2 separate regions of the Mus musculus genome follow, and region 2 is linked to region 1. The links are chromatin contacts, found by Hi-C or POLR2A ChIA-PET in ENCODE. All regions are on one chromosome and are shown on one strand. Each heading gives the region's core, a stretch centred on a gene start or an enhancer-like site at or near the end of the contact. The rest is flanking DNA. Distances are from core to core; before and after follow the strand shown.

The links. Hi-C counts contacts between places; a loop is a spot of excess contacts on that map. ChIA-PET counts read pairs that join two places held with the same protein, here RNA polymerase II (POLR2A).
Region 2: a loop to region 1 is called in a map of heart, with 4 times the contacts of the local background. The contact joins two enhancer-like sites. A Hi-C loop is called at or near these places in 4 of 37 maps with a recorded cell type or tissue (CH12.LX and heart). POLR2A ChIA-PET finds 5 or more read pairs at or near these places in 1 of 5 experiments (Patski).

Annotation. Positions count from the first base shown.
Region 1 is chr3:65,869,180-65,872,946 of GRCm38, reverse strand. No RefSeq gene overlaps it. Among named protein-coding and RNA genes, the nearest start is that of Gm35039, 57 kb to the left of the region's middle. Within about 2 kb of position 1,651, at least 1 of the 3 ENCODE cell types and tissues checked has a DNase peak (open chromatin) inside an H3K27ac peak, as active enhancers do; it is heart, where a contact is called at or near this core.
Region 2 is chr3:65,902,716-65,906,482 of GRCm38, reverse strand. No RefSeq gene overlaps it. Among named protein-coding and RNA genes, the nearest start is that of Gm35039, 24 kb to the left of the region's middle. Within about 2 kb of position 1,627, at least 1 of the 3 ENCODE cell types and tissues checked has a DNase peak (open chromatin) inside an H3K27ac peak, as active enhancers do; it is heart, where a contact is called at or near this core.

The sequences.
Region 1 (3,767 bases), core at 402-2,901:
CTGTGATCCTAACCCTTCTTGGAGACATGCATCTGGATATTCTACGGGCACAATCAAAACATGATCAGAGCTTGCTGTCTTCCTCTCAGATCAATTTAAACGTTTGTTTTGGTTTGGTTGTTTGTGACAGCTTCTCTGTGTATCAGAGCCTTGACTGTCCTGGACTTGCTTTGTAAACCAGGCTGGCCTTGAACTCACAGACATCCACCTGCCTCTGCCTCCTGAGTGCTGGGATTAAAGGCATGCACCATCAAGCCTGGCCTTAAATGTTTGTTTGTTTGTTTGTTTGTTTGTTTTAAATCTAATGATCACAGTAAATGGTATTGCTGAATATGAAGTTGCATAAGGTAGGAAAAAGGAATCCTTTTTTTCATTACCATTTTCCCTCTTTTTCTTTGCCCTCTGTACTGTGTGTGTAAGGTATCTGCCCCGAGTGTGGGGGGCATGAACCACAGGGATGCCAAACATCAGGCCTCTTAATTCAAGTCGGAATCTTGCTATCACTCTACCCCTCAAAGCTTCTCACTCCATTTTCATTTACACGAGGAGGTCCATGGTCTTTATCTTCAACCATCTATGATTCCATGTGCTCCATTGTGACACTTTACACAAGCATCCATTTCCTGCGATTCCTCCATCTTCAGCCTGGCCCACCCAGGGAAGCCAGAGCGAGAAATAGCTGGAGCCACCATGCTGAGCGCAGTCCATGCTGCTGAGAGGTGCCCAGGTGTGAGTAACAATTCATTGTTACTGGGAGAGGGGGGAAGGGAAGCCGGTGTTTCCTCCTTTGCCTAGGAGATCCTGCAAGGCTCTTTCCCTAACCGCCCTCACACTGAAGCACCAATCTCTCTGCTGTGTTTGTCTCCCTCTCAGATGGTTGCTCAGACATTTGATTGCCTTTCACCAGCAGGCGCTCGGCTAAGCAATGGGTACCTCATCTCCTGGGAATGCCAGGACTCTAGGGGCTGGGCTCCATTTTAATCTCCTTTTCACGAACAGGAAATTAGATTTCACCAAAGACATTCAGCTGGCGTTGTTTGATTAATCATCAGGTCAAACCTTTCTACTCTGTGCCCAAGTTCAGAGTCGCTGTGGTTACAGACACTGATGTACGGATACTTCTCTTTTGCAGACCCATGTGCCTTCAGTACATGGGTTTTTAGAGACCTGATAAGTGACCGGGAGACAGTCACAGACATACCAGTAAGATCTGGATCTGATACTAGCTTGCAGAATACAAAACCATAGCTTTAAATCTTAGCTTCCTAAGATGTAAAAGAGAGGCAGTTATTCTGTTACCCTCTAAAGAACCTGTGCCTTTAACACTGGCTGACCTCCAGCTGTGCAATGTCCTTAGCATGCTGTTAAGAAACCTGAAGGACAGTAGGACCCAGTAAGCTCTGTTCTCAGTGGGCCCCTAGCTGCCTTGCCCTTGAGGCCCTGGAGACCTCCTCCACTGTCCTGAATGCCACCCTCGCCTCACGCATGCGCTAGTCGCCCACGGCCTTCCATCTGGCCTCAGCATGGCCTGAGAAAGTCATTGCTCCCAGCAGGGATAGGGTTCATGCTGCCAAGAACCCTCAGGCTCTTGAGGGAGGCGCCCTGCAAGGCCAGAGCCTCTGTCTGGCCTCTGGGAAAGCTGCTCCCGGGCTAGAGAGCATGTTCCCCTCCCCCGCGCAGCTGTGTGCTGGGCCACTGGACGTGCAGGGCAGCACAGGAGAGGCCAGTGCTCCCTTCCCATCACCGAGGCAAACGTTCTCCAGGCCTCGAGGCACAGCCTGGGTGGGAAGGGAACGGGAGCCCGGACCCTGCTGTCTCAGAAAGCTAGAAAGAAGTTTCCTCTCAAAACTGATACTGCTGATTAAAATAAATACTTTTAAGGTCACCAACGACATTTATCCAGGCTGGGGGTCGCTATGTAGTTCTGATAACCTGACGCTATGCCCCTGAAAGTTGCCTGTAGGGTGGCAGACCCTTCTTTACTGCTTGGGGTAAATGTGAAAATCTGGGAACCTTTAAAAAATTTAATTTAATTGTATTTTTATTTGCTTTTATTTTTTATTTTTATCTACCTATTTATTTATTTCGCAGTGTCTGAAACAGGCCAGGTGACAAGAGAGGAGAGAGAGTGCAGAATGGAAGCATTTTATTTGTTGAACTGGGAAAGGGAAAAGACGCTAACTGAAAACTTTCCTAGTGACAACAAATGAGGTATCCACGTTCTGAATTTGTGCATCTTGGTAACATGGGCTCTTTCTTCCTGTATGAAGCCCAAATTGTAGGTCAGTTCTGCTTCTGGGAACAAGTCCCGGGTGACACAGGCTGAAGTGCAGCCTGAGCCTGAGCAGAGGTACTCTTGATTGTTAAGGGTGTTCTGTTGCGATTTCAATTACTCCATCTTTATACAGAGCTTTTTACCCCCATGGTAAGTATGAAAAAGGATGAGGTCCCAGGAATGTTGCTGCTCTGGGCAGAATGGACCCCAGCCTGTGTTTTCTGTCAACAGATAAGGAGCAGAGCTTCCTACACCTTAGAGGAGAGGCACTCTAGAGAGATTGTGAGCAGCACGGGAAATCTTTGCAGACATCAATTCATTTCTCATCACCCAGCTTACCTTGATTTGTTTCAACTAATTTCATTTTCCTCCTAAATCCTAAAATATCTGGAAAAAGAGACATTGAGAATAATCTTAAAAGTTAAATGAGGTACAAGAGATTCGTCTTCTGAAGACTTGCTTATGTGAGCATTTAACGGTTTTTCGTCTAAGGATTATGGGGGTGTATACATACAAATGTCACAAACGCCAAAAACTTCGCCAGAAAGGAAGGTTACCCTGGAAAATCTTCACTTAATATGTCGTTTCTAAGATTTCCTAGATCAGAGTAAGGACTAGGGTGGGGATATGTAGGGTGCGTGAGAGGGAGAGGCAAGATTTGGAAGCTTCCAATATGCCTCATCCATGACTAACTGTTCCATCAATGAGAGGAAAGTAATCCTTGACTTCTGCCAAGGTAACAGGAACTGGGCTGCCGTGGCAAGGAATTCCCACCCCAGGAACCAGAGAGTCACAGCGTCCAGCTCAGCTCTTAGACATCTGCTCTGCCTGTTTAGGAGGCAAGTGAAAAGATGGTTTCCTGAAGGTGACGGCAGAATCCAGAGGCTCTTCCTCAGCACAGATCTCAGCCTCTGTATTATCTGTATGTCGCTATTCCTAGTCATGTGAGAGAAATCCCCAAACTACCATTATTATGTTTGGTTTGTTTTTCAAATGCAGGACTTCCTGTTCAAATGGGTGCAAACCAAAGCACACTTTTGGAGTACTGTAATGAAGAAGGAGCAGGGCTATCCACAGGCACCCAGGGGCCAACTCCACAAATGCTCCTAATTCTACCTGGGACACACTGCACATCTCAAATGTGAGTTCGTGATTCCTATTCCTAATCCTTTCTACTGGTCTGCCCCTTTGCATCCATAGAAACTCAATGCAGATCGAGAAACCAGGAAACCTGGCTTGTGGAGGGATTAGGTCTCATAGGAGACTACGATCAGTAATCTGCCATGGTATTATTCTATGAGAGTTCATTTTTATTTTTTTTAAAAAAAGCAAGATCTAAACTATATGAGAGCTTTTTCTCTTCTTTTTGGTAATATAGTACAAGAGAAAGTTCCGGAAGTGGCAACTTAATTCGTATCTAATTTCAGCAAAATAATTGCAGACTGCTTTCAGCTTGAATGAGCAGTGAGGTGAGGCTCCCATTGTTGCTTAT
Region 2 (3,767 bases), core at 378-2,877, 34 kb before region 1:
TATTAAGCGCCTGCCATTTGTTCAGCTTTCAGTAGGAAGTCTAGTGGGAGTTAGAGGGCTTGGGGTCTTTAGGAGGAAGGCTGGAGTTTTCCTAGAAGAGATAACGCCCACATCGAGGAACAACTAGGGACCAATTTCCACTCAAGAGCTTCGATAAGTCCATCCAGAGTGACTCAGGCAAAAAACAAATGGGAACGCTCAAGAGACAACAATCACCGAGAAATGGGAGGGAGTTGAAATCCGATTTCCTGCGCCTTAGTGTTCTATTTCTCTTTAGTCTTGGACACAACGTCTTGGATAGTAACAACCTGAAACAAAACTGCTTGAAGCTAGCTGGAGCCAGGCATTTTCCTAGCAGCACATTCCAGCCCTGGAACTGTCTGAATTCTAAATCTCCATTATCCCGTTCAGTTTCCAGCAGCCTTTTGCAAGCCCTGTGCCTTAGACTCTGTGTGCCTCAGACAGCCTGGACAAGGCCCAGATTGTGTGAAGAGTTCTCAGTGGGCACAGGGTACAAATGGTGGGAGGGGAACTGCTGGGGGGGAATGTTCCTGCCGAGCCATCCTCTGTAGATGGCCTCTAGGAGGTCAAATCCCGAGTCAGAACTAGCCTGAGTGTTGTTCATGCTTGGTGCTGGGGTGAGGGCGTTTGGGTGTGTGTGTGTGTGTGTGTGTGTGTGTGTGTGTGTGTGTGTGTGTGTTAGGGGGAAGCAGCTGATAATGCCAGTGGGCATTTTTGTCTGAGCCTCACCCCACAAGAACTTTAACTTCCTGTTTGTTACATTCTCTTCCAGCAGAAAGAAAGAAACTGCAGTAGACTATCTATCCCAATCTCAAATGTGAAATGAACAAACAATCAAATGCTGTCTGGATCATGAAGCTAGAAACAGAGGTTTGAGAGGCCCCAGTGAGAGTTTAATAAGTGCTGCCTGGAAGAGTGTTGATTTGGAAACTCTTGGCAGCATTGATGACTTCCTTAACAACGGAAGGAAAATGGACCAGGGTTTTTTTTTTTTTTTTTTTTTTCCAGAGTTTAGCAGCACAGCCAGGAGAAAGAGAATGTCTCCCTCATCCGCGCTGCTAATTTCCTGTTGGAGAAGGTCTCCCTCACCCCTGCCAACTGACTGTGTGTTCTTGGGCACAGCCTTTATCTCTGGGTCTCAGTCTTCCCATCTGTAGAATGAAGAAGTGTCAGCCCAGGAAAGTTGGAAGGTTCTTTCCTGCCTGATATCCTGAATCTGTGCAAGTCATTTTCAGCTCTGCTAAATTATGCATTGCTCCACTGAGAGGGAGGGAGAGGGAGAGGGGGAGGGGGAGGGGGAGGGGGAGGGGGAGGGGGAGGGGGAGGAGGGGAAGAGGGAGGGAGAGGGGGAGAGAGAGAGAGAGAGGGAGAGAGAGAGAGAGAGGGAGAGAGTGAGAGAGAAGGAGAGAGCGAGCTAACTTTGTGCAAGAGATGAATAACATGCACAGCTAGACTTTCTGATTAAGTGGGGCTCAGCACCTCGATGCACTGTGCTTAGCTGGGATGATGAGTCTCTGCCTGAGGGAAGACAGAGCTATTTTGAGGCAGGGCTGATTAGAGATAAGGTGTTGCATTTCTTTGCCAAATTCTGGCCATGACTCACCCAAAGCTCTTAGGCTTAAAGCTTAACCCTTGATGAATGGATGTAAGCTAACCTGCTCCTCACACTCCAGCTCTGTCTGTCCGTTAAGAGCACCTTTGACCTCTCCTTGTTTAGAGAGCACCTCCGAGGCGAAGCTCGTGTTTGTAATCTCTCTCCCTGACATCTTCTCTCCTTTGCTCTTTTCTGTTACTCGGTCTTCTGAGTTATATAAAAGGGATCAACTTCAAAATCCTCTTAAATAAATCCAGCCACCCTGTTAGGTAAGGGGATGGAAGTGTCACAAGATGCTTGGAAGGGGAAAATACTTCTGCATCTAAAAAGCCTGGAACATGAGCAAGCTATGCAACTGACCAAGAAAGAGACCACTAGGTTTATGTTACTTTGAAAGCCAACAAAATTAAATCAAGGGGCAGCTACGACGTTATAGAATGCTTCAGTGGGCTGTTCCCACTCTTTACAATCTTACTATGTTATCTTTAACCTGTTTGTTTATGTTTTGGCTTGACACCGAGGAAAACCCCTGTGGCAGTTTGACAGGACAGGGTTAGGACTGGGGCTTACACGGCTCCTGATTTTATACAGTTGCTTTGGTCCTAACAAGCAACATGCAGAAGGAATTTTTAAAATTGACTCAGATTTCAGAAACCCTTCAGGGAGTTCATTCCTTTAAAAACAGCCTGTACCTCAGCCCTTTCTAAGGAGAACAATCATAGCTCTGTTTGCTTTGGAAAAGGCTTTTTTAAAAAACCAAAAAAAAAAAAAAAATAAAAAAATAAATAAATAAAAAACCTTATTTTTGAGGGACATAACTCAATGTGGCAAATGATATTGTTTTATTAATTAATTAATTTGCCTCCTGACTTCTGTCTCCCCTCCCTCCTCTCCTCTGAGTTTCTCACCCACCACTACCCCTCCTAACCATCCATTCCTTCTGCCTTTCTCTTCTGAGAAGTGGAGGCCTCCCATGGATATCAACCAACCCCGGTATGTCAGGTTGGAGAAAGACTAGGTGCATCTTCTCCTATTGAGGCTAGATGAGGCAGCCCAGTAGGGGAAAAGGGTCCCAAAGGCAAGCAACAGAGTCAGCTCCTACTGTTAGGAAGACCAAGCTACACAACTATAACCTATGTACGGAGGGCCTAGGCCAGTCCCATGCAAGCTCCTTGGTTGGCTGTTCAGTCCTATGAACCCTGGTGGACCCAGGTTAGTGATTTTGTAGGCTTTCTTGTGATGTCCTTGACCGCTTTGGCTCCTACAATCTTTCTTCCCCCTCTTCTGCAGGATTCCACAAGTTCTACCGAATGTTTGACTGTGGGTCTCTGCATCTGTTTCCATCAGTTGCTAGGTGAAGCCTCTCTGATGATGGTTATGCTATGCTCCTGTCCCAGCACATCTTGTAGGTAGGATGAATTGCATGTGGAAGGTTTTGCATTTGGATTGGTGTCCCAATGCCTCCACTGGAAGTCTTGCCTGGTTACAGGAGATGGCCAGTTCAGGCTCCATATCCTCCATTGCTAGGATCTAAGTTAGTGTCACCCTCGTAGATTCCTTGGACTGTTCTTGCCCTAAGTTTCTAGCTGGTCCCAGAGATGCCCTCCCCGTTCTAGTTGTCTCTCCCAGTACTCTCTCCTCCTGTCTTCTCTCTCACATGATCTGTCCTGTTTCCGTCTCCCCTCTGTCTAGTCTGCCATCCCACCCCAACCACCCATGATCTCTATTCTATTTCTTCTTTTCAGTGAAATTCATGTGATTCCCCCTTAATCACTCTTTGTTACTTACCTTCTTTGGGTCTGTGGATTGTAGCATGGTTATTCTTTATGGTTAATGCCACTTATAAGAGAGTACTTACCATGTTTGTCCTTCTGGCTCTGGGTCACCTCACTCAGAATGATCTTTTCTAGTTCTACCTCTTACCCACACATTTCATGAAGTTATTGTTTTTAATAGCTGAGTGATACTACATTGTGTAAATGTACCATGTTTTCTTTGTCTGTTCTTTGGCTGAGGAACCTCTAGGTTGTTTCTGGTTGTTATGAATAAAGCTGCTGCGAACATAGTTGAGCAAGTAGTCCTTGTCGTATGGTGGAGCACCCTTTTGGGTATATGGCCCAGAGTGGTATAGCTATTCCCAATTTTTCTGAGA